Linked DNA regions of Homo sapiens: region 2 is linked to region 1. Evidence: read pairs that join two places in POLR2A ChIA-PET (ENCODE). Cell type or tissue: MCF 10A. All regions are shown on one strand. Each heading gives the region's core, and the rest is flanking DNA. Links, peaks and the distances in the headings are about the cores only. Region 1 overlaps LOC107984626 (a long non-coding RNA gene). Region 2 overlaps EFNB2 (ephrin B2).

Region 1 (12,818 bases), core at 6,367-8,866:
TCACAGCTAGTACTCTTTCTAGCAAAGGAGTGATGAACCATGAGGACAAGCTTCATGAGGACGAAGATCATGTGTCTGTTTTCTTCTTTGCTGTATTTCCACAACTTAGCATTTGATGACCCAGAGAATGCACTGTGTAAATGTGAACTGATTCACTGATGATGTTCAGATAATTATCTTTCTCTAATTCTATAAAGTTAAATATTTTTGAGAGAGAAGAGACATCATCATTAGGGAAGTGCTTATCTCCAGGGAAATACTCAACTTATCGAAAAAGGTGCTGGCACTCCAATACATTATAGTTTTTTATTCCGTCAGATTTTTTATCATCAAATGATTCCATTGAAAAGTGTCATTTATACTCCAAAGCCCAGGAAATAAAAAAAATCTCATCTGTCAATGAAACATAAAATCGAGCCTGAGTTTCAGTTCACATTTGCCACTTTAAAACGTTCCTGAAAAGAATAAATAAATCAACAATTATATGTAAAGATGAGAAACAGCTTAACTTTGAGGAAAAAATAAGCATCTGGTAGGAATTTGGATTCACTGTCTCTTTCTTGACCTATCTGTATCCTATCCCTCCCTCCCGGTCACCTTCTTGCTCTAGCCACAGCTGTTTATCATTTATAAGCTCCTCTGACATGCATTGTCTACACTATTTGGTAGGCCAGAACAGAGACTATATGTGGCTGGGATAAGCTAAGCCTATTTTCCGGAAGCGAAAAGAGCAGAAAGTTAGAAGAACCCGTGCCGCCGAGATTATGGGGAGGTAGACCCCACAGGGCCATGGTTGCTAAGCCTGGGATATAAAACGAGGGCTTTTTTCTTTTTTTCTTTTCCAGAGAGATCAACTGCTGAGTCTGTTTATGGGAACTAGAACAGAAAGTACAGGAAAGATATCCTCTCTTTCTTACAACCTGATCTAACTCATTGTGGAGATGCTGAGAGCCTGCTCTGGGGCTTCCTCACGTTCCTGATTGAGAAATGAAGGCCCTGGAGCCACGAGGCGGCAGTGTGTGGGGAGGGGCAGCACAGATCCCTGAGGATCCCAGAGGCAGACGCTTACCAGTGCTCTAACCTGTACTGGATTTGGGACACGCTGGTGCCTATCACAGTAAAACCGGCCATTTGGTAAAGTGAGGCAGAAGGCGAGGGCCTGAACTTAGCTCCTCCAGCCCTCTTGCAGTTGGCTGGGATCCAGGAGCTCATGGTCTCTGGGGACAGTTGTGTAAAGTAGCTGATGATGCTGGTTGGAGAGCTTGCTCAGGGCATTGCTATAGTCACAGAGCAGGAGGCCTGTGGGCTAGGGATGGCATGAGATACTCAGGCAGACTTGGGTGTATGCAACAGGGCATGCAAGCCTTCATGGGGGCTGAGCCAGGGGGTGCCCAACTGATTTAGAGCCAGTCCAGAAGGAACAGGCCAGAACTCACAAACTGTAGGCATCCCCACCACTGCAGGCAGGCAGAGCCATGACCACAGCACCAGGAACATTTTTGCCTTAAAGGCCAGAGAGGGCCAGGCATGGTGGCTCATGCCTATAATCCCAGCACTTTGGGAGGCCGAGGCGGGCCGAACACGAGGTCAAGAGGTCGAGACTATCCTGGCCAACATGGTGAAACCCCATCTCTACTAAAAATAGAAAAATTAGCTGGGCATGGTGGCCATGCCTGTAGTTCCAGCTACTCAGGAGGCTGAGGCAGGAGAATTGCTTGAACCCGGGAGGCAGAGGTTGCAGTGAGCTGAGATCATGCCACTGCACTCCAGCCTGGTGACAGAGCGAGACTCCATTAAAAAAAAAAAAAAAAAAGAAGAAGAAGAAAAAGAAAGGCCAGTGAGGACCCAGAGAAGAACATGCATGAGACTCCCCGTGGTGACCGCAGCAATAGCTGCCATTGTTGGGAGCTGTGGAGGGGTAATTCTTTAAGATATTGAACCCGTACCTGAGAGCTTGTAAACTAAGAGGAGATGGAACGAGAAGCATGAAAGGTATGATTAACTGGCAAATTTGTTTCCTTGCCCTCAGTGGAGTGAGAGCATGCAAGGAAGATGAAATCAATTCTAGAAAAAACACAGAAACCTCACTTTCTTTGCACGTGTGAGTATATTAAATTCATTTGCGTCATGTAACATGTGTACTGCTTTGGAATTAGAAAGTGAAATGAAGGATTTTGTTTTAAATCTTGAAAATATTATCCTTAATCCTGTAAGATCTCAGAGGACTGTTAACCCACTTTACAGATTGTGCCAATGACTAAAAGAGCATTGGAGCTTGACGGTTTGTTTACTTTTCTATGGTTTCTGAAAAAAACATGCTTCACACATGGATTGCCCATGCTGAATGTCTGGGAACTAATCAGTCTACTATATGTGGTTATATTTATGTTTGCATAGCTATTACATATGATAAAGGTATTGAACAAAAAGATATAGCTCTAACAAGAAGATATAGTCCTAGAGCAGAACTGAGACATTCATCACCAGGGTACAACTTTTCGACCCTGGTGCTGTTTCCAGAGTGCACTCTGCAACTGGATGTTACATCCGTGTCTGCTTTGCTCTGTCCACTTCTCCTGTTCACTGCTTTACACTCTGGATGGTTAATAAATTAACAAATTCTAATTAGGTTAATTTAGACACACCAGCCAAAAGAATCATAATTTCCTTCAAAATAATAGAAAATATTATTGATTTGCAATGTCTCTTTAAAACCCTAACTTATTAGATGAGATAATAAATATCTGGTATGTGAGAGGGAGGACCTACGTATTGGAGAGATTTTTGATTGATATCGATAAATGCTACTACCATCATCATGGATCAGTACTTACGGTTTGCAAATGAAAATTTGTCTATACCAACTTAAGGTAAGTTTTGCACCAGTAAAAACACAGTTAAAAGTAGTGAATAATTCTGCTTTTACCAGTCAAGCCAGTTTGCAGGCTAACTAGCCTGAGTTACTTGGTTAGATTAAGTCACATCATTCAATTGAATTAGGATTCCTATTACAAGCAGAGAAATCCCTTCAAATGCCTTTCATCAAAAGGCTGCTTTATTCATATTGGGGTGACCTTTATTTTCCCTCCCTTTCCAGGGGAGAAAGACATAAAAGAAATACGAGTTGGCTTATCCATTCTGCCCTGGCGGATTGCTCCCCATTTGCTGTGAGCTGGAGTGCTGCCCTAGCTCCGGCGCACCAATGCCTCCGTCACACAGAAGCAAGGCCAGGCAGGGCAGCGTAAGTGAGTCTGGAGATTAGCGAGGGATTTTTAAAAGCACCAGAGAGGTGTTATTAATCCTTTGAAAGTGTGAGCCTTTCTGATATGGCAGCCCGACTCCTGGGAGAAATTGCGCAGGCTTCTGTGTACTTGATAAGGAGCACATAAAGTAAAATGCAATGAACTTAATGACCCAGAAATTATTATTAGAGGAAATTAATACCATCTTCAGGAGATTTGTGGCACTTAACATAGCATTTTGAAGGAAGTAAAGATTCTTTTATATCAAGCTGCCTTTCATTTTAAGTATAAACATGTGCATTTGCATTCTGTAATATGAAGATTAAAGATCTGGCTTTGAATTAGCAAAGATTATTTAGCGTCGAGACAGGAGCTCACAGGGCAATTGTGGGGTGGGTTTCTGAGATACGTGTGCATTCTTGAGATCTTCTCTGGTTCTCTTCTCACCAATCATTTTATATTGTTGGCTATAATTTTCATTATTTCCAAAGATATTTTTCAGAATCAGACTTTTTTGTTTTGTTTTTGTTTTTGTTTTTAACAGGAAAGAAGTTTTAGTCGATTACTATTCTACGTGGCTATTGCAGCGCCGCACAATACACACATCCCTGTCCCTGAAGCCCATTTGTCCCCTCCACTCAATGTCAGTTCATCTGTTGAGAGAGGTGACGAGAAGGGAGAGTCTGTAGAAGATATGATTTCCCTCGGCGAGTTTTCCCCTTGTCAATTCCATCGTTTCCGGATTGGGTAGCCACCACCACTTTCATCAGGGGCTGAGAAATGGAGATGAACTGTGCTTCCATTTTTATCTGTGCTGGAGATGGAGGCCACAGTCCTGCTGTCATTTTCCGTGAGTGCTCCCCCATTGCGGCTGGTAAACCTCCCTGGCAAACAATCCATCTTATGCATGGAAGCATACAATTTTAGAGCTAGAAATAACCTAAAACATAATTTAGTCAGAGGCCTTCATTGTATAAAAGAGACTCAACCTAGAGAAATTAAGTGAGCTACTCAAAGCCATACAGGTAAAGGCAGATAAAAGAATGAGAAAGCAGATTTTTCTTATTCCATCGAGATTTATTATTTTTTAAAATTTTTTTCTGGGACTCTACCCTTACTCAAGTTTCAATTAGCCTTTTCCAACAGGGTGACTGAAATTATTTTAAAACGGTAGAGTTATATGAGATAACAATTTTCTCTTGTAATTATCTTGCATTTGTTCTCTTCCAAGAGACAAGATGGTGGTCAGGGGAAGGAGCAGCAATGAGCAACAGGGACAGTCATAGGTCCTGAAAGTCTTCACTCAAGAGACCCAAGTGCCTTTTTGTGTGAAATCTACCACCTAAGTCATTTCCTAGAGGCCTTCATTCAGAGGGGAGATTAACAAACCCCTATGACTCTTCATCCTTTTTTTATTCTAGGATAGCTAAGATCTGCAAGTCTGATGAGAGGAGATTGGGTCTATTTATTATACAAATTAGCTAATTTCTTCTTCATGGAGTTTTGCAGATTCTAGGAGTGAACTCATATGGAATAGAACCAAGTTTCTTGCTAAGGAGTCTGAAGAGTGTCTTTGTCAAACAAAATTAAGCCAACATATAATTGTCATTTGCTTTATTCTTATGGAAATTGAACATTAGCATGTGCATAATTGATCTGAAGTCCAGACACATCAAAGACATTAATCTATGTATGTATCTATGTGTTTTTAATCTAATTATAAGGAGCTCCATATGTTATTACTCAAAACTTGCTTTTGCTTATTTTATTTTATTTTTTTAATTAAAGGAAATGTCTATTATTCCATGCCCCTGTGTCTGGCTTTTAAAAATCTCTTTCCTTTTTTTTCTCAAATGACCAGAGCTGCAGTTATCAGCCTCTCTAGGGCTCTTGAACTGAACACTTATTCTTTTAAAAATCATCAACACGGGATCTGTTGCCAAGAAGAGAAGCCAATTCTTGTCTCCATGCTCTAGGAAGTGTTTTCTTTGTAGTACTGTTGGCATGGAGGTGAAGAGCCTGGAACTCGATACTGAAATCTCAGTAACAGAGCTGCCACTGGGTACAGTTTATTTTGGAATTAAAGCAAATACATCCAGAAATTGTACTCAGGATATTCAAATACGAGTAATGAAACATTGTAAATGTAACCACAACTATATCTTATGGGAGATCAATAGAGAACTAAGTGTATTTGCTCTATTAGCACAAAGTATACATAGATATGCTATTACATCAATAATTTTACCGAAGTAGGAAAGAGTATTCAGAAATTAGAACAAAAATGAACTGTATTAACTGTAATTGACTGTAAAATATTTTAACTTCATAAAACCACATATATTATCAGACATAGTTAGATATTTGGTTCTTATTTCTTCTGATGATTACAGATTAAATAAGAATTCTTATTTTAACAAGACAATCAGAAAGAGAGATGTATAAAGGAGGGGCTGAGGGCAGTTCTAATATAACCTGAAGAGTTGTGGGTTCTTTTATGTATTTGGTATGTGTGTAGCTCTGTGTTTTATGTATACATGATGTAGAGAAAGTATATGTTTCTAATATTACCTGTTAGTGTTCGGAAAAAAGTGTTACAAAATATGGCAAAATGTTCTTGCATATGTATAATTCTGCAAAAGGTGAACAGATGCTTGTTTTGGTAGATTTTCCCTGCTTTTGCTGCTTTTAGTATCGTTCTTCTAACCTGCTTTTAATAGATGTTGCTAAAGTTTTCTAAGATAAGTGAATTAGTATTTTCTTTTTCTATATTGATGTTAAAGCTGTCTTTATTTGAAAAGGGAAGGTTTATAAAGTTGAGATGTGTTACTGGAGTTACAGATGAGATGTTTTAGGTTGTGTGTGCTTGGATGTGTGCAGAACGCTTTTTGCTTAGGCACCTAGGCAGTTGTTGTGGATTCATGTATGTGTGCTTATGTGTGTGCATGCATGTGTGTACATGAATGTGTGACTGAAAAAAAAAAACATTTCTTTCTGGGACCGTACGCCAAGAACAATTTTAATAATAGCTTTTATATGAACATTTGCATTCTTACAACTAATTTAAAAAATCTGTGTTTGATCCCCAACTGGATCACGCTGTATGAAGACTTTTTTAGTAAAGTATTTTTAAAGTTTTAAACCCAAAAAAATGTTTGCTACCAAAAAAAAGTCTGTATAGCCAACTGTCTCTTAAGAAGTCTTACATTACAAACTTAAAATGTCTAAAACAGGACACTTGATTCCCCTACAGCCTGACCCTCCTGTAATCTTCATCATCTCAGGAATGACACCAGCACGTTGTTCATATGATTTTCTTTTTTTTTTTTTTTTGAGACAGAGTTTCACTCTGTCGCCCAGGCTGGAGTGCAGAGGCGTGATCTCGGCTCAGTGCAAGCTCCGCCTCCCGGGTTCACGCCATTCTCCTGCCTCAGCCTCCCAAGCAGCTGGGACTACAGGCGCCCACCACCACGCCCGGCTAATTTTTTGTATTTTTAGTAGAGATGGGGTTTCACCATTTTAGCCAGGATGGTCTTGATCTCCTGACCTCGTGATCCGCCGGCCTCGGCCTCCTAAAGTGCTGGGATTACAGGCGTGAGCCACCGTGCCTGGCCCACATGTATTTTTAAGTATACATTTTTGTGTGTGTGTGAAGGGGAGTGATCTGATGCGCAGTTGCTGGAAGCTTATCATAATGTGGTCACAATTTTCACTATGAAGTAGTTCTCTAAAGGAAGGTCTTTGTGTAAAGACAGACTATTAGAAAGTTTTTCATGACTGGTGGTACTGATTTGCATACTTTTGTGTATTCATGAGTACAATAATATTTATTGACAGCCTACTGAGTTTCTGGCACTCTCCTGAGTACTGGGAATACATCTGTCAATTGAACTTAAAACACATTAGCTGTGATATAACAAAACAAAATGAATGAATGTATATAATCTCACTATAGTCAACCGTATTACTACCTTTCATGTTGAGGACACACCAAAATATTGCAAAATCCCTTTCTATTATTAAGAATGCTTTATTTTGAATAGAATAAACTTAATAAATTTAAAAAATTAAAAGAGTAGAAAATAATCCAAAGGAATCTATAAACACATATAAGCTAGCATGGTTATACAATGTATCTATATGTACACATGTCAGGAATTCAGAGTAAATGCAAGAAGATGCCAAATTGTGAGTCATTCTTTAAACAAACATACTGAGAGTTGGTTTTCTACACTACATGCATTTGGCATGCCTACTTGTTGGACATAGTCATGACAATTTCTTGTTTCTTTCACTCAACACATGTAATTGAGTGCCTATGGCGGGCACTGGGCAAGGTGCTGGGAAGAAAAGTTGGGTTACACACATTCTTGCCCTCCTGGACTTCATGCAGGAGTTGTTTGATTTCATTATAGAACCATTTTCTGGGTCCTAATGTCTACTTTTCAGAAGCAGACATTTCCCATTGCTTGTAGGATGACCACCTCATACACATGGTCACCGTCATCATCCACCAAGCTCAGGACAACCATCTCATCAGGCTCCATCTTAAAAGAAACTGTGAGAGCCCTTGTCTTGTGAATTAGCTGCCTCTTCAGCAATATCTCTGGTCCTGATCCTGAGCACTGGCCTCACTGCGAGGTGTTGTGGGTGTTCTGTTCCTCCTACTTCTGAGGCTCCCTTGCCTGGATTCTCAGAAAACCAGGTCTTAGGCAAGATGTGACCCTGAGCTGTGCAGCCTTATAGTCGCAGCCCTTACCTTGCCAGGTTTTAATGTCCTTCTGTGTACAACAAAGCATTTAAGGAATTTTAGGGATCCCTAGGTTCCTTAAAAGGTACTTCCTGTCTTTCAAGCAAGTGAAAGGAAGATGCAACCCTGTGAAGCCAAGACGGTTTCCAGAGCCTGGGAGCCAGGTGTGTGTTCCCACGGCTGCCTTGTGTCACATGCCCATGATGAGGACAGTGTGATATTTTCACCAAAGCCTTTTCCCACCTCACTGCTAGGCATTGAAATGTTCTGAGTTCATCACAGCAAGAGCAAGAAGGGGTCTTAGCAATTAATCATTCATTTGATAGACGAGGAACTTGGAGTCTAAAGGGATTCAGGCAGAAGAACTTAGCTTTTGACAACCAATCAGCCTTACTAAATTTAAACAAATAGGATTTTTAAAGTGTAAAATAATTTATGGAAATACCTTTAAGAGTATTACTCTCTGCCTTGTTTCTTAGATCAAAAAGTAACAAACTTACTTATTTTTGATATCTCAGGGATATTCTGCTATGAACGGAATGTAGTTGTGAATGGTACTGTCTCTGGAGATAGAGCTGGGCTCACGTTGTGGCTGTATCACTTATTAGTTTCATGATGTAGGCCACAGTGTTTAGTCTTTCTGAGCCACAGCATCCTTACCTGCAAAATGGAGAGAATAATGATTGGTATCAATCTCACTGGGAAGTTGTGAGAATTAAGTGATACAATGTGCATGTGAAAACAGTAGGATGCCTGACATGTAAGTGGGATTGCTATTGGATGCTTTTATTATAATTACTACTATTATAATTTGGATGTCACTTGGAACTTCTCTGCCTCTTGGGGATTTAGTTTGAATATTTAATTCCACAGCTGGGGGAAGCTGAAGTTTTTCTCTTAATTCCTGTTTTATCCCAACCCTACACTCCCTCCTTAAGGTGCCTCTGTTTCTACTCTTCTGTTGATGGATACCATCTTGTTTGGCTTGCATTTACCTTCTGCACATTTGCAGTGAGCCAAGCCTTTTATAAAATTGTCCCTTTACTGAAGATGTGGAAGTTCACAGAAGAGGGATTGTGCCACACTGTGTGGGTCATGACTTTCTTCCTTCCCACTCATGTTCTGCTTCTCCCAGGGCCCACATGCCAACATGTGCCTTAGCTAATCCATGTAGTTCCTGAATGGGTAATTGATTCCCTCTGTCTGAGAGTTTTCCTCTGGAAGAGTAGACCCAACCAGGAGGACTTTCTTTCTTGGTCCCCCTGGAATGCTGGTGAGTAAATATTCTCTGTTGTTACCTTCAGTTCTGTCATTAGACTACACTGCACTTCAGTAGACCACATTAAACTACTCAGATCATAGTGGCTTCCATATTTGCCCCTACTCCGAAGGAACGCCCTGCTTCTATTTCAGGAATTTTCTTTGTCCTCTGTTACTATCAGCCAGCTACTTGTTGATGTGAGTGTGCCACCCCTTGGGGTGACCCCCGCTATCTAACATGATGCTTTCAGCCTTTGGGGCAGCAAAGGCCGAGGGCATTAGAAGTGTGCGTAAAGCTCTCTGAGTGGGAGCTTCTGCTCCCTCCTTCGGGGCAAAATAAATAAACCTTAGTACCTGGGCTTTATGGCAATTCTTTTGTTGGCTGAGCCACAGTTTTTCTTTAATTCCTGTTTTTCTATATCACTCCAGCTAGCAGAGGTTGACAGATCAATGTAGTGTTAAAGATATGTAGCAACATTTGTCTGGCACTATTGGAAAATGAGGTGTTTTCTATAAATAAATTCCAGGTAATGGGAGCTCATCATTTTAGATACCGAAACCTTTAAACATTTTAATAATGTTGGGTGGAGTGCTAAGACATTATGTGGCTTAAAATCTAGAAAATAATTGATGCATACAAATAGGAAGGCAGAATAACAGTGGATAAGTATACAGACTGGAGTCAAGCTTGATTCACAGGGTTCTGCCATTTTTCCATCCCAAATGCAGTGCACAGCATTGAGCCCAGTAATACATCTTGTTTCATATGCTTGATTTGAAGATGTCATGCCCCTCCATGCAAAGTCTTAGCATAGTGCCAGGCACTTTTTACATGCTTACTATCCAGCTCTTCCTGGCCTTATTGTTACTGTTAACTTTTTTTGTTGTTGTTTTTTTCTTTTTGAGATGAAGTCTCGCTCTCTCACCCAGGCTGGAATGCAGTGGCATGATCTCGGCTCACTGGAACCTCCGCCTCCCAGGTTCAAGCGATTCTCCTGCCTCAGCCTCCTGAGTAGCTGAGATTACAAGTATGCCCCACCACACCCTGCTAATTTTGTATTTTTAGTAGAGACGGGGTTTCTCCATGTTAGAGACGGGGTTCCTGCATGTGGGTCTGGTCGTGAACTCCCAACCTCAGGTGATCCGCGTGCCTCGGCCTCGAAAAGTGTTGAGATTACAGGCATGAGCCACTGTGCCTGGCCCAACATTTTTTATTTTTATAAATCAACAATGGCAACAACAACAACAATATAAATAACCTACCAGGCAAAAAGTAAAAACAAGTAATTTAGAAACTAAATAAAATGTGGTAATCATTTAAAAGTTTATTCAACCTCACAAATAAACAAATAGTTCAAATTCAAATAAAAAGATGTATTTTTTCACCCACTAGAGAGAAAGTCCAGATGGAATTGAAAATAGATGAGCTCTTGGCTGGGATGGTATTATTGATGGATAATTTGACAGCATTTATAAATACAATTCTTTGACCCACAATTCAAACTCTAAGACATTATTCTAAAAGTGTTCCTGTACAACTATGCAAGGTGTGTGTAAAATATTCTAACAGCCAGATTGATTGTAATTACAAAATTGTTTCAATTTTGTTTCATTATTATAAGGAAGGCATTGGTTACGTATAGTCCAGCATGTCTATCCATTGGAATATTATGCAACAACAAAAAGTGATAAACATGTATGAACTGAATATATATTTGCCCACAGCATGGTAAATGAAATTAAAAAGCAAATTGTAAGGAAAGGTAACTTTATGTGCAAAAGGGAGTTTTAAGAAAGATCAACCCTTATTCAACCCAATCAGGGGTCATCTTTGGAAATGAGCTTCAGTGCTTAGATAGGGAATAGACATTTCCTTTCACTTTATATAGTGTTGTATTAAATTTTTTATTATTTAAAAAAATACAAGTTTTTATTCCTCTTCTATGATTGAACCTATAATGTATTAGAAATAAGCATTCATGCGTTATTGCCTTAAAGAGAGTCTATGTTTTAAAAAATGGTCATTCTTGATATTGTGTATTAATACAAAAATATACAACTCTTTATTTTTACCCTAAGCTGATGCTTTTCCAAGCCTTCTACATCCCACAGCTGGTTATTAGAATGTGATAATCTTGGAGTCAATATATGGAGGTAAGAATATTTTTTTGAAATTAAAATATTTCAAAGTCAATATCATTACCATGTGTTGTAGATTATACTGTAGGAAATATTTCACCTGGTTACTGCATCTGTCTTGCTAAGAGATAATGTGATTCCTAAGAGCATTTCCTCATCCAGTTGTGTTCTGTCTTCACACTTTATGTCTATTGGACTGCGTCAGATTGACTCACATTACAGCTGTTCAGAAAAGGTGCTGAGTGTTTTTTGACTCTTTCCAAAGGTTCTAGGTATTTGGACTCAAAGTGAACCCTAATATCATGAGGAAATTTTTCTCTAAAGTTGCGTTTAACATTTGAAGAAGTTAAGCAGGGGAGTAGGTTGTGTTCACAAACAGGAAGGCTCACCATGTCCCAGTGATGATGGTGGCTAAAAGAATGTGAGTCCATTCTGTGCATTTGGCCTTGAAAAGTCCTCCTTCATGTTTGTTCTTGAAGTTAAAAAAAAAGTCAATAATACAGAATCAACTTACTTCATTAATAAATCATGAAATTCAATATGTCACAAGAAAGCATGACTCTTGGCTATTAGACTGTTTGTACCACAGTGAAGTCATCTTCAGGAGTCTTGATATTACATCCTTGACAGTATTTGTTATATTTCAACTTTAAAGAGATAGGTTCAGACTACTAAAGACACTGAATACATTACTTTAATATATTGCTGGAGCAAATGCTTGACATCATACAAAAGATAATGAAAAAATGTTTTGGTTTCATTATTTGCTTAAAAGATTGGTGTGAGCATCTTGATTGCAGATAGCAAATCTACTTAAAACCAGAATTTCTCGTAGCTGATTTATTCATATATTAAAAAGCAAAGGACAACTGTGCATTGAGTGGCTAGATTGTATTTTGAATTTTATTGTTTTCTCCAACACTGAGATTTATTTTTGGATCACTGTCTGTCCTTTGAGAATGGTAAATACTATGTAGAGTGGCATTTGGTCCAAAACTTCTATGCATGAAACGTTGATCTTCCTTACACACTTACGTTTGGAATTCAGTTGTAGTAATCATAGCATATTTTTTCTAATTTGTACCTTGGCCCATAAAGGGAACTCCCATTTATAAAACCATCAGATCTTGTGGCTTTCCTCTGCATTAGCTAAATTAAATATCTCTTCTCATGCACTTTGAGCATTCACTGAAAAAGTGACAAAAAGTTTTGAGCACTTTTCTCTCATATATTTGCTACACATAGGCTATGACATAATTCATGATCTACACATCCGTGTATTCACCCAACTATGAAGCAAAAGGTATGCAAGCATGTCCTGAGAAAATTGTCACTCTTTTGCCTTAAATGCTATTGGCCTCATGTGACTTTCAACAATATTATGTAAATGGGAAAATATGCAGTAGTTCCCTCTGCTTTCTCTCCGA
Region 2 (12,818 bases), core at 6,939-9,438, 280 kb before region 1:
TGAGGTCTTTGGGCCAGGAACTGGGGGCCCTCTAGCTCTGTTATTGCAGATTCAAGTTTGACAAATAAAACTTTCCTTTAGACTGTAGTTTAATTACTTTTTTTCAAAGGTATGCGTGATGAAGAGGCACAAATACACCTCACCTTGAAGAGTTGCTAAACTGGTTTGTGTGCCGATCAGTTCACCGTGTGTTTGAATTTCTGTGCTTCTCATCTTTCCTTTTCTTGAAAAGATTTTGCTTGTCATTGGTGTGAATTGTACCCCCCACCCCCACCCATCTAGTCTTTGCTCTCAGATTTATAACACTTTAATGGTTCCAAATTGTATAGCCTGCTCTTAGACCCCTTTTCTTTTCCTTGAATAAATCAGGTTCATGTTGCAGACGATATTTGTTTTAGGAAAGTGTGAAAGAAGGGGCACCTGTGAAAACACGCAATTGTTCCAACACACATATACATCCAAATTAAAGCAGAAAATGTCAAAGCCTCCAATCACTACCTTATTTCTTGGAGGTTTAAAGCCGCTGAGAAGATAGTGGTGCCCTCGCTGGAAGTTTTAAGGTAATTACTTTTTACTCTAAGCAGTAGTATCTGGTAACCTAATTCCGTATAAACCTGACACCCTATCGCTACACCCCAGTATTTCTCTGATTTCAGAATAAGTCTGCGTAGAAACTTGTTCTGATGTTAAAGTGCAAAAGGGGGCAGTAAAGTGCTATCCACAAAAAAGGAAAAACATTTTCCAAGTATTTCTTATTACTGCCTGTGTCTTTCGTAGGCCCTGCCTTTATTTATTCATTTTATAACAAAACTCTTATGTTTGGGGCATTCAGAGAATACCTTATTAAGCTGTTGCAGCAATCTAGCATTAAATGGAAGACATGCAAGACTGAAGATCCTGCCTGTTTATGAAGTGTGCCATCAAATTCACATGCTCATGATGCAGAGTCCTTCTTTGGGAGTATTCGTATTCCCAAGTGCACAGAGCACTTCGGAAAGGAGCCTTGGTCTTTGGTGTTAATGCTCTCCTAGCTCCGTATAGATGTGGCAGGCCCAAAGTACATGGTGGGGTGAAGGGTCAAGGGTTTGGGCTTATCCAGAGCAGCGTGCATCCTTTGTCAGGAGGTGACTGGAAACACCAGCCAATTACAGCAGAACTGCAGACTGCTCATCTGCATTCGGAATTGCAGATGAACCAGTTTGTACTCGACTTCTCTTCTTCACTGTAGGCTTTGACATTTAATTAAAAATTAAAGCCTTTTATGGAAAAAGTACATGTTTTCCAAAATGGGGTAAATTCGAAGTATACTTGATACAGAACACTGGCTTGGGAATAAACCTGTGATATTACATGACTTTTGGTTTGCAACTGCTAGGCTGAGCCTCTTTGTAAAGCTGGGATTTAGAATCTTTGAAATGTTTGTACAGTTCAATGATTAAGCATAAATTGTATATATTCCCTTTTTTTCACTTATTTGAGTAAACAAGTTTGTTACTACAGCTTCTGTGGACTCAGAGATTTATGTATTAAATAGGCCACAACTTCAACTAGGATAATTTTATTTATCTGCTTGTTAGGGAATTGCATCAAAAGTTTAAGTCTGTAGGCATTAAATATTTTAAATGCTTATTTTTAAAGTCAATTATGAAAGATAGCACAAAGTTTTTCTGAAACTACATTAAAAAAATAATGTTTTAATCTTATCACAAAAGCATTGACTATTTATTGCAAAGAAAACACAGAAAGCTAAAAATCATTCTAAGTCCACCATTCAGTAGCCCAAAGTGGTCTCAGGTAAAGGCGGTGTGTGTGACCATTTGTTTATGGTTGTCTCCGTGCAGTCAGCAAAATAAACAGAACAACATGCCATATATTATTGATGTGTATATTTTCAACTGAAATTAGCCATCTGCTTACAATGATCATATACACTAATGGTATAATTTTGAAATGAAAAGAAAAATAAAATAATTCTTTGTGGAGAGTAATGCGAATTGACTTATGAATCTCGCCCTGCTTGGCAGTTTGCTCTAGAGGTAGAAGAGCTTTATGTGTGGGCCTCCTCCCCCCCCACACATTTATTCTGCTCACACTTGCACCAGCATCCATGTCAGGACTCACCTTGTCCTGTTACATGAGTAACATGGCCCTGATTCTCAAGTGCATGATAACTGCCATAATTACACATAAATATTAAATATTTAAATAGATCTTTACGTGTGTAATATTAGGTAGAAGTGGCTCTGGATCGAATCTGATGCTTTTTAAATAGAAGCTTTCCCACAACATTTCCAAGCACTGTCATCGTGTCTGTCTCGATTTGGGGTTTACCTGGCCTAGTTATCTGTCTGGGTGTAGAAACTGGTAGTTCCTGTTTGTATCTTTTTTGTTCTGATCTCTTTATTCTGTGTCAGCTAAATATTCTTGCAGTCAGTTACTAACATATTAACTCATCCTTGTTTGGAAACTTTGGCATATCCTTCCATGGTTTCCTTCCGTGGACCTGTCGCGTCTCTCAGGAGAGCCACCAGGTATATTGTCACACATTTCGCATGTATTTTCAGAGACTACAGCAGCATCAAGTGGCCCCCCAGCGATTTGGGTTTTCTTCTCGGTTAATCTACACTCTTTGGCCAACCGTGAGAAAACTTGTAAGAAGGCATCAGATGTTTGTGCTAAGGTGCGTGTAGTATGGTCAGAGGAAGAAAGAAGCAGGGAAAATGGAGTGGCCGTGGGTGGGAGGGGAAGCAGGGAGTGCAATTTCGGGTTCACTACACAGCTCTCCATAAACTTCTCCACTGCTGGCTTCCCACGGATCCTCCTATTACACTGGGCAAAGTGCAGAAATAGATCAGGCGACCACTGCCTCCGTCCATTTCCCAGGCACCCTGTGAGACCCGATAATGCAATACAGGTCAGCAGAAAAGTCCAGACTTGACATCCCAACGTGCCATGGTCTGGTCTGTGAATGAAAATCACATGAGGTGACCTCTGAACTCTAAGTGGCTGGTTTATGTTTTCAGTGTATTAGGCCCGTGTTTTAAACAAGCATGTGCTCGTAGTGTAGGTTAAAACTTTCTGTTGTCTTCATTAATTATGCTGTGTTCTAGTCTATTAATATTAAAGAATATTGTGTTGCATAATGACTAATTTTTTTATTTTTTGGAGACGGAGTCTTGCTCTGTCACCCAGGCTGGAGTGCAGTAGTGCGATCTCGGCTCACTGCAACCTCCGCCTCTCGGATTCAAGCAATTCTCTGTCTCAGCCTCCGAGTAACTAGGACTACAGGCGCCCGCCACCATGCCCAGCTAAGTGTTGTATTTTTAATAGAGACGGGGTTTTACCATCTTGGCCAGGCTGGTCTTGAACTCCTGACCTCGTGATCCACCCGCCTCAGCCTCCCAAAGTGCTGGGATTATAGGCGTGAGCCACCACGCCTGGCAACATAAGGACTATTTTTTAAAGTTTTTACAATTATGACTGTGAAGTTGAAATGTCTAAATTATTAGAGATCCAGTTTAGATTACTAAATATTTATGTCTAATTGAGATGATTAGACTTAGCCAAAGTATCCATGTAGAAGTATTAGAGTCTAGATTGGTGAAAAACTTGAAAAAGCTTGGCTTAAGTTCAATAGGTAATCCAAGAGTAAAAACAGATTCCAATATCAGATCTTTTCACCATAGTCATGTTAAGTTTGGAAGCCCTACTTGAGTGTTTCCAGTTTTTTCCACATTATATTGTGTCTATATTTGATTCAAAGGCAGGGCATCTATTGTCTTGCTTAGGACTGATTCACTGGGAAAAGCCACTGGAGTTGCCTATTTCCACTCAGTATGCCTCACTCTTAGAGTAGCTTCCCATGGTTCCCAGGCAGGCCCTCCAGTGAGAATGCACCAAGCCACACGCCATGGCCTGGGAAGCAGTCCTGAACCTGGAGATTGTCTTGATGGAAAGGAAGAGGCAGCCTTCCCCTCCCAGGAAGATAGTAGAGAGCCTGCTCTGACTTCGCTCAGGGATGGAACTGGTCTGGCTCAGTTCTCTCTCCTGTGTGGGACATGAATCACTCTTGGTGGTCTTTGCTTTTTATTTGGGCTTAAAATCAGCAGACTTTATTAAATGACACCTCTCTCTAACCACTCTCTGTCTGGGCGAAGTTTAACAAGAACAGCCTCCCCCCATGTGGTATGGGTTGTAACTGTGGCGGTTTCCCTCTGCTGTTTTTGGTTACAAGATGAACATTATCTGAACACACAGAAAGAAATCTGTATTTGGCATCCATAATGGAAAGTCAGTTTAGTAATTTAAACTTAGCCAGTTATCATCATCATAATTCTTTTTAACACTTTCAAAGTCAGCATAGGAGAAGTGTATTGTTGAATATTACAAAATATTTAGGGCATAGATAGATGTGCTGTGTAGTTTGATTTGTTAATGTGTCTAAGCAATCAAAGCAACAGAATTCAAATATAAACCCCATCACTTCCAAAATAGGAACTCTGTTTACTGACTTGATTATAACATATGGAACTCAATTGTTTTCCATTAAAAAATGATACTATTAGGAAACTCACCCCATTTTCTTTTCATATATATTCTGCTATTTGCATAATTGTCTGGAGTCCATATGTAATATTAAATGTAAAACACAAATGCCATGTAGCTGGTCTGTTTCTTCCTCACCTTTTGGTTCCTGGCCTCCTGGGGAAGGGTTGCACATCTGAGCCGTGGTCTCAGATGACTGCCTCGGAAGAAGCCTCTTCCCTTCAGGCACCACTGATGTGTGCTTGGTGTGGAGCTAGACTTTCCCTGGCTCTCCATGTGACGCTCACATGTGCGTGTCTTGATTTCCCTTAACTTCATGGCTTATCTATGAACAGCTTGATTTGGGGGAAAAAAATGTGTTTCCCAATGCTGGAGTTATAATTGAATGTGCTGCAGTCAAAACTGAAATGTGTGCAGAGAAAGGGGGCTTTTCCTGTCATGCTCATTGGGCACCAGTGTGTCTTCACCTGTTTTGTGTGTTAGGTCCATGCGTCATGCTGAAATGAAGAACATGGGATGTATGGGGCTTTGGACAGTGCTGAGCCAAAAGCAAGTGCTCAAAAGCAGCTGTGTTTGTATTATTAGTGGTTCTGGAGGTGGCTGATTGCCTTGCATTTTAAGTAGAGAGGGATTGTAGAAGACTGCCAATACTTAGAACTTTTTCCAGAGAGGAAGGGTCAGAAACTGCATCTGCAGGGCTCCTTGCTCTCCAGAAATGCCAGTGTGCCTGGGAGGGCATCTTCAGAAATCCAGTCTCTCCTCCTCAGTGTGTCCTGTACCGACTCAGTGGTTCTGTCTTCAGAATTCCTATCATGTCTGTGATCTGCAAATAGTGGTATTTAATTTGACTTCAATTTGTATAAATGTTAGCTTCTATTTGTTCATTCCTATTTTTTGTTCAATTAATACATTATTTATTGAGCATCTACTCTGTGTCAGCCCCTTGGGTGTTTAATACTGAATTAGTCACATGTGGGACTTGCCTGCCCTCAGGGAGCTAGACTATAAATTCCTAATGATCAGTGGTCTCCACTTTTCTGTCACTCATAATGTCTGGCACAACATAGGTTACTTGAGTTGTTACACTCACAGTACTGTTGTTTGCTGCCATGGTGCTTTAGGAAGTGTGAGAGTTCCCGGGAGGCAGAGTCAATAATGCAGACTACACGTAGTGAAAACATGGCCAGGAGAGCTGTAGTTCAGGCTCTCAGCTCAACTGCACTCTGTCCACTGAGAAGCCATAATTTCTTCACTTAAAGTGACTGTGCGCTATGGCTGTTTATATATACGCTTAAAAAGTAAAAGCTGCTAAACCACTCAAGGATTGGGGCCTTTTGTATTGATTTAATTAAAGGAACAATCATTGTTTTAATGAGCTCTAGAAACAATTACTTTTGAAGAGCCGAGGATCAAATTCTTGCCTCACGTTTTGCCACAGTGTGTTCTGAAAGGTGAATTAATGCTTTTGGAATCATCAGGAATAGTGAGCTTTGTCACGATTTACTTTTTACAAGCGTATCTAATATGCATATTGAAATGTGAGCCTCCCCACCACACTTCCGCTTTGATAAGCATCCCCCGGATTGCCGTCACTGACCATTATAGATTTTTAACAAAGTTGGACAGTACACACTGAATGAAAACTTTACATCAAGGAAGGCCTGGCGTGTTTGTAAAATGAATTAAAAGGCTCATTAAATGATTTATATGACTTACGCCTTCTGAAAATATGGCCTCAAACACAGAGATCCCCAAAGCCACACCGACCCCTGCGTCCCATGTTCTCGACCTCACCGCATCAGCACCAGCAAGACCTGTCGCTGAGACGGTGAGTGATGAGAGTCAAGAGGAGTGACTTGCATGGCCTGGGAGGAAACCTCCTGTGAATCTTTAGTTAAGCAGGAAAAAAAAAATCCTCATGAAGGAAACAGGATCTTGGGAGCATTTTGAATGAAGAAGGAGCTTAGTGAGCCAAACTTGAGACATAGGGTGTAATGTGGGAGAGTTTTAAGATTTGCAGAGATGTACAGCTTGGGAGGGGGTGTAATGCATTTTCTTAAAAGAGCTGAATGAATGGTTGAGGAAATGGGTACATCTGGTTTGGTTAAGGATCCTAATCTCTGAAGCCTGGGATGCCCCCAGGGCTTGTAATTTAGGAATACTTCCCCTAATAGTAGCTAACCCTTATATAGTGCTGTCTGTGCAGGCTACAAAAGGAGCAGATTAAGGATAGAAAAGGTTTGGAGTGTATGAGAAACCCTAGGCAGGAATTGACTCCTGGTGTTTGTAAACCTTAAAGATGTCCTAAAAAGGTCAAGGAATAAGACAGGAGAAAAAGGAAATGTCAGGAAGATGATCAATTTAATGTTTATGGAATTTAGTTTGTACTTACTGCCCGGCATCTTGCCTGAGGTTTTTAACCTCAGCAGCACATCAGAATTACTGTGTGTGTGTTGGAGGGGCTGGGGGAGATAAAGAAATTAGCCTCATCCCAAACATTCTGATTCAGTCTGTTACTTGAGAAACTGAATTGTGTTTTGTCCATAAAGAAGATGAAATTGTCTACAGAGAACACATTGCCATTCACAAGGTTGAGGGGATACCACAGAGAGGCTCCCACTGTGATTTGCATTTGTCAAAAGTTCTAGAGAATTCTTCAACAGTACACACATGGTTGTTTTAAATATATCATTGTTATAAAAATTCGTTTTGAGTTCTGTTTCACAGAAAGTTTTTTTGAATGAATGAATGTCATATATCCTTGCTAAAGGAGCTCAGTTAAAAAAAAAGGGACCATCCTTCTCTTTTGGGGGTTGTACAGTAACACATTCCCAAGAAAGAGGTAACAGCCACATACATTTTTCTTCCCAATAAAGAGTGTGGGTTTTTAATATGAATCCATAGTATGATTTCTGTTATGTTTTGTGCTGCTTCATAACCACACTCATGCACTTTTCAGAAAATTAATACCATTCATTAGCATAAATCATAAACTATTCCCTTGGTATGGGTTTGAAATTGGGGGTGCCCTATCATCCTTGCTTTATCTCTTAGTGAATTATGACCCTGTAGTCATCATGGCTGGTGGGCGTCTCTGGTTAAAGAAAGGGTTGGATTGGAAGGATTCAGAGGCGATTCTTTGTTCTTAGGCTTTAATATTTTAATGAGCCTGCAGGCTTGGCTGCTTACGAACGAGCTGAGATTTCTAAGTGTGTTGTTAGTGTTAGCACTTGTAGAAGGATGTTCATTAGGAAGTTCTTGTTTCAGTTTTTCAGAGAAACTCCCCATTAAGAAAGATCATTCAGGAACATGGCTACCAAGAAAGAGGAAAGGGAGGAGGGAGGCTTTCAGCTATAAGCATTAAGGGGATATTGTATCAGTAGTCTTAGTTCTAAAGATTTGCTTCTGAGAATTAATTGGAGCAAATACATCTCAAGGGAAGAAAAAAAAAGATTTATAGGGCAGGGACAGTAGTTGTCCTTGCAAGTAGAGGACACTTCATTTTGCAGCTGAATCAATACCACAACTAATTATTTCTGGTTATCTTTTACGCATTTGTAAGACATTGCTTTTGTTCAGTGTAATAAAAAACCCATTGTTTGATCAGTGACTGACTAATTATGATAAGTAATTTGAAACATTCTTGATGAAACTTGTCTGTTAATTAACATCAACAGCACAGGGAAACTAACAGGACAACAAAGTATTAGTGGATCCACTGTTCCCTCCAATTGACGAGCTTTCTCTGTGGCATGCCCAATAAACTAAAGCTGCCAATGGTTAAAAAATAACAAACATGTGGGAGATCTGACTCACCACGGAGGAAGAGTTATGGTAAAGTTACACAAAGGAGTACTGAAATATTACAAGCGAGGGGGTGGTAAAGAAATGTCAGCAGGTAGCCTGATCCTACAGCTTAGAGTAAGGAAAGTGGTTTCTTTCTGTCTTTCCTTTTTCTTTTAAAGCTTAATTCCAAAATACATTCATCCCATATTGATCTGAAGTAAGAGACTTTTGATAAATTAAAGTGTGAATCTGAAAATGTGTAGTTTGGGATTATGGGCATTGCCTGGCTATCTTGTAACTGTCATTAATACTGTTAATTTTTATCAACTCAATGGCTTTTTTTTCTTATGCTTTTAGATTTCTACCTGGACAAGGACTGGTACTATACCCACAGATAGGAGACAAATTGGATATTATTTGCCCCAAAGTGGACTCTAAAACTGTTGGCCAGTATGAATATTATAAAGTTTATATGGTTGATAAAGACCAAGCAGACAGATGCACTATTAAGAAGGAAAATACCCCTCTCCTCAACTGTGCCAAACCAGACCAAGATATCAAATTCACCATCAAGTTTCAAGAATTCAGCCCTAACCTCTGGGGTCTAGAATTTCAGAAGAACAAAGATTATTACATTATATGTAAGTATAATTTTATTCATTTATTTTATAGAAATTAAGATAAGCTATATAGGTTTGTATCAATTTTTTGTTTCCTTAAAATTATTGTGACAAATAATTTGATGAAAATCTATGTGGAAAAATTGTCCCCCCCCCCTTTTTTTTTTTCAAAGAAAACTTCATTGAATTTGGGACCCTGTGCTACCAGTATTCATTAAGTATACATACCCAAAGAGAAAAAAAAACACTAGAATTCTTAATAGTATTGAAATAAATGTATTATATGAATATATTCAGCATCTCTACTGACAAAACCATTTTTAAGGACCATTGGTGGATTTTGATAGGTAAATCTTGTGCATTGCCTTTTCTCTTCACCCATCCATCCATTCATTCACTCATTCATTTCGTATTTATTCTGTGCCAGAGACTGTGCTTAAGGGCTAGGGATTCAGCAGTGAAAGGTGGTAAAATAGCATGTTTTCCTCAAGAAGTTAACAGTCTAGAGAAGATGGAGCTCATAAATTCGAAAGATGGGGATGACAGGTCACATTAAAACCAGATTCAGAAGAAAAAGACGAAACTTGGTTTGCTTAGTACATTACTCTTTTTTGCATACATATATATAATTTGACACGCTGTTTCAAGAAGAGATGGTACGTATCCCTTGGGTCATATCTGAGGCTGACTTGTGAGGATGTGAAGTCAGCTGATGAGCACATTTGGAGCCCACGCCTACTATGTGCAGATCTCTCGTCAGCGTCATTCCCAGGGCCCCAGGTGGTGTTAAAGTCTAGGTGACTCAGACAGCTGTTCGCGTCATTCAAGCAATGAAGTCTTTTTTCTTAATTTCTTTGGTTTAAAATTATACTCATAATTAATTGGGTTGAATTTTCCAGTGGCTTGGTTACCATAGACTTCAGTTTATTAGGGAACTGCTATCTGCCACTGGTTTATTATTTGCCCCAAGGTGGACTCTAAAACTTTAGGTAGGAGACTCTTGGTGATCAAACTGAAACTCTTGCATCTCAACCTATGAGCCGCACTTTATTGTTATTTTATTTTTTTAGAGACAGGGTCTAGCTTTGTTGCCGAGGCTGGCGTGCAGTGGCATGATCACAGCTCACTGTAGCCTTGAACTCCAGGGCTCAAGTGATCCTCCCACCTCAGCCTCCAAGTAGCTCGGACTACAGGCATGTGCCACTGCACCCAGCTCAAGAGCTACACTTCAAAGCACAGAATGAAAACCTATTTTTAAAGCCAACTTGATACATAGAGTAGCTTACCAAGAATTAGTAACAACAACAACAAGAAAAAAAAGAGAGAATGTGGTAGAGTATATACTTAGTAAGGAGTAATTATTATAAAATAAAAGCATTCTGAAATGAAACAGGTAGATGGGGTGGCCAAGTATGCAGCATAGTAGGGAAATCTTTGAAAATGTAAAATAGTTACCAGGTAAAATAAATGGAAACTTTAAGCTTTTGGAAGCCTAACAATGTATTTATATTAGTAAAGACTTTATTTTTTTATTTTATTTTATTTTATTTTTGAGACGGAGTCTCTCTCTTTCGTCAGGCTGGAGTGCAGTGGCGTGATCTCGGCTCACTGCAACCTCCACCTCCTGGGTTCAAGTGATTCTCCTGCCTCAGCCTCCCAAGTAGCTGGGACTACAGGTGTGCGCTAATTTTTGTATTTTTAGTCAAGACGGGGTTTCACCATGTTGGCCAGGATCATCTGGATCTCTTGACCTTGTGATCCTTCCGCCTTGGCCTCCCAAAGTACTGGGATTCCAGGCGTGAGCCACCGCGCCTGGCCTTAGTAAAGACTTTTAAAGTAAGACTTTTTCAGTGAAAGCTACTGTTAGGCATGACATTTACAGGCAACTGAAACTGATCAGATGCATTTATTAAGAAGGTTAATGCCCCTAGGTGGGGTGGGAGAAAGAAGGTCGTGGTACGGGAAGAGGGGACACACTAGAGATGAGATGCCCTAGGGCAGTGAACGCATGTCCCTAATGCGTGGATGCAGCCCACGTCCACCGATAATGCCGACACACCCAGAGTCTCTCTTCTTACTTTAGCTTATGACTTCACGAAGAATGCTTTGCAAATTCTAAGTTCGCACTGGGCGCAAGTGGAATTTTAGTAAACATTAAGAGTTTAACCTTTAGTGTGAAATAATATGCAAGATATGCAAATAATTGTTTACCAACATCTCTTTGCTTAATGTGGTGAGCATTTAATAATTGCTTTTTATTAATACATGAGAGATTTGTATTTAGAAGCAGTTTAATTTATAATTATAATATTAATCTACACAATAACGACATCTATTATTTTCTTTTTTTGGAAACTCTTCATACCACACTAACAGGTTCATTGCAGTTACTGAACTACTCTGGCCATCAGAGCTCTCCTTAGAGTTACGATTTACCATGCAAAAGCATATGGTAGCCTGGGATAAATGAATCTTTCTTAATACAGAATTGAGGGTCTCAAGTTTGAAACTACGAGAGGCTATTTGAATGTTGCTTTGGGGGACTGTCATAAGGGCTGGGTGGAGGACTCAGGGCTAAGAAGTTTGCCAGGAAGTCCAGTTGAGACTTTCAGCAGAGTTGAAAGACTTCCACGATGGCGTAGGCAGAGGAAGGCGTTTCAGATACTTGGGAAAATATAGAAGCCAATTTCTCACCCACCCTACAGCAAAGCTCATTGATCTACAAGTTTCCCTAGAAAGGAAATGGGAAATGCAGAGAACAAATGTTAAAATAGTTTTAGAAATTAATATTGACTTTGTATTGCTTCTGCATAAGTTCCAAGACACCAAAACAATGAATGGATTTTAAAAAGTCACTACTTTGCATATCAGACAAATGCACACACACACACACACACACACACACACACACACACACACACAGTCAAGCTCTGTACTGGCTTTTTTGAGAAGGAAAGTGTTTGAAGTTAGTAATTTTTATATCAGTACATTTATAAATAGTGCTAGGTAGCATGACGGAAAGTATTAAAATTTACATGTATATTTTTAACACTTCAAATCGTTGGTTCACTTTGAGACAGTAAATAATATTAGCATTTGAGTTCAGCTTTAATAAATTCTACATGGGTTTAACCCCAAATCTGAGTGTCTAGTTGGTAAGCGCCTTCAGAACGAGCAGTGTTATAATAAATATGTTATTGTGTGCTGGTTTCTTTCCATGGAGAGGAAAAAGAGACCTGATGCTTTGGAGGAGTGCTTGACTTTTCCCCAGTGAGGAGTAGTCCAGAGGGACTGACTTGCATTGGGGAGTACCCTACATGAACAGCATTTCAGAAGAATTAAACCAGGAACCTAGAGTCCTACTTGCTAGTCCTGCTTCCTAAGCTTAATGAGAAAGTCAATTTTATTTCTTTGAACTTTAATTTATTTCCCTAAAAAACGCTTTTAGTATTGTCATTGTTCTGGCTAATGATGGCGGTCTCCTCCAGTTTCAAGCCACCTTAGGGCTGGGCATACAAATGCAATATAGGATCACTTGTTAGTGTGGTTTCAAATGGACATGATCCTCTGTAAATTCTTTAAAAACATTTAATTTGATTTGTGGTGTTACCTGCTTTAAAATATAGTCATCACACTTGTGAGTTTCAGACGTGAATATGAATTTTTAATTTGAACTGTATTTTTAAACACACTAAGTATTAACTAAGTCCCCTTAGGAGATATGTGGCAAACTGATATGCATCCTCATTCATTCTTCTCATAGATGGTTATTTGTTTTTTAACTTGTGGCAAAATTATATATGAATGGTCACCGACTTAAAATAGTTCCACTTAAATTTTTCAACTTTCTGATGGGTTTATTGGAGT

The links. ChIA-PET counts read pairs that join two places held together with the same protein. Peaks named below come from ENCODE experiments on the same cell type or tissue, not always from the same donor. Only the 100,000 strongest peaks of a DNase experiment are listed, where the experiment ranks them.
Region 2: POLR2A ChIA-PET joins it to region 1 with 5 read pairs; 2 of 35 experiments call an interaction of 5 or more read pairs at or near these places.

What each region holds. Positions count from the first base shown.
Region 1 is chr13:106,225,278-106,238,095 of GRCh38, reverse strand. LOC107984626 (a long non-coding RNA gene) reads left to right here. Exons shown (of 4, transcript XR_001750000.2): 4 at 3,787-6,113. Among named protein-coding and RNA genes, the nearest start is that of LINC00460, 140 kb to the left of the region's middle. In MCF 10A, for the core only: no CTCF peak of the experiment used is centred there; a DNase peak (open chromatin) is centred at 7,455.
Region 2 is chr13:106,508,683-106,521,500 of GRCh38, reverse strand. It overlaps EFNB2 (ephrin B2), which reads left to right. Exons shown (of 5, transcript NM_004093.4): 2 at 8,689-8,972. Among named protein-coding and RNA genes, the nearest start is that of EFNB2, 21 kb to the left of the region's middle. In MCF 10A, for the core only: no CTCF peak of the experiment used is centred there; a DNase peak (open chromatin) is centred at 8,360.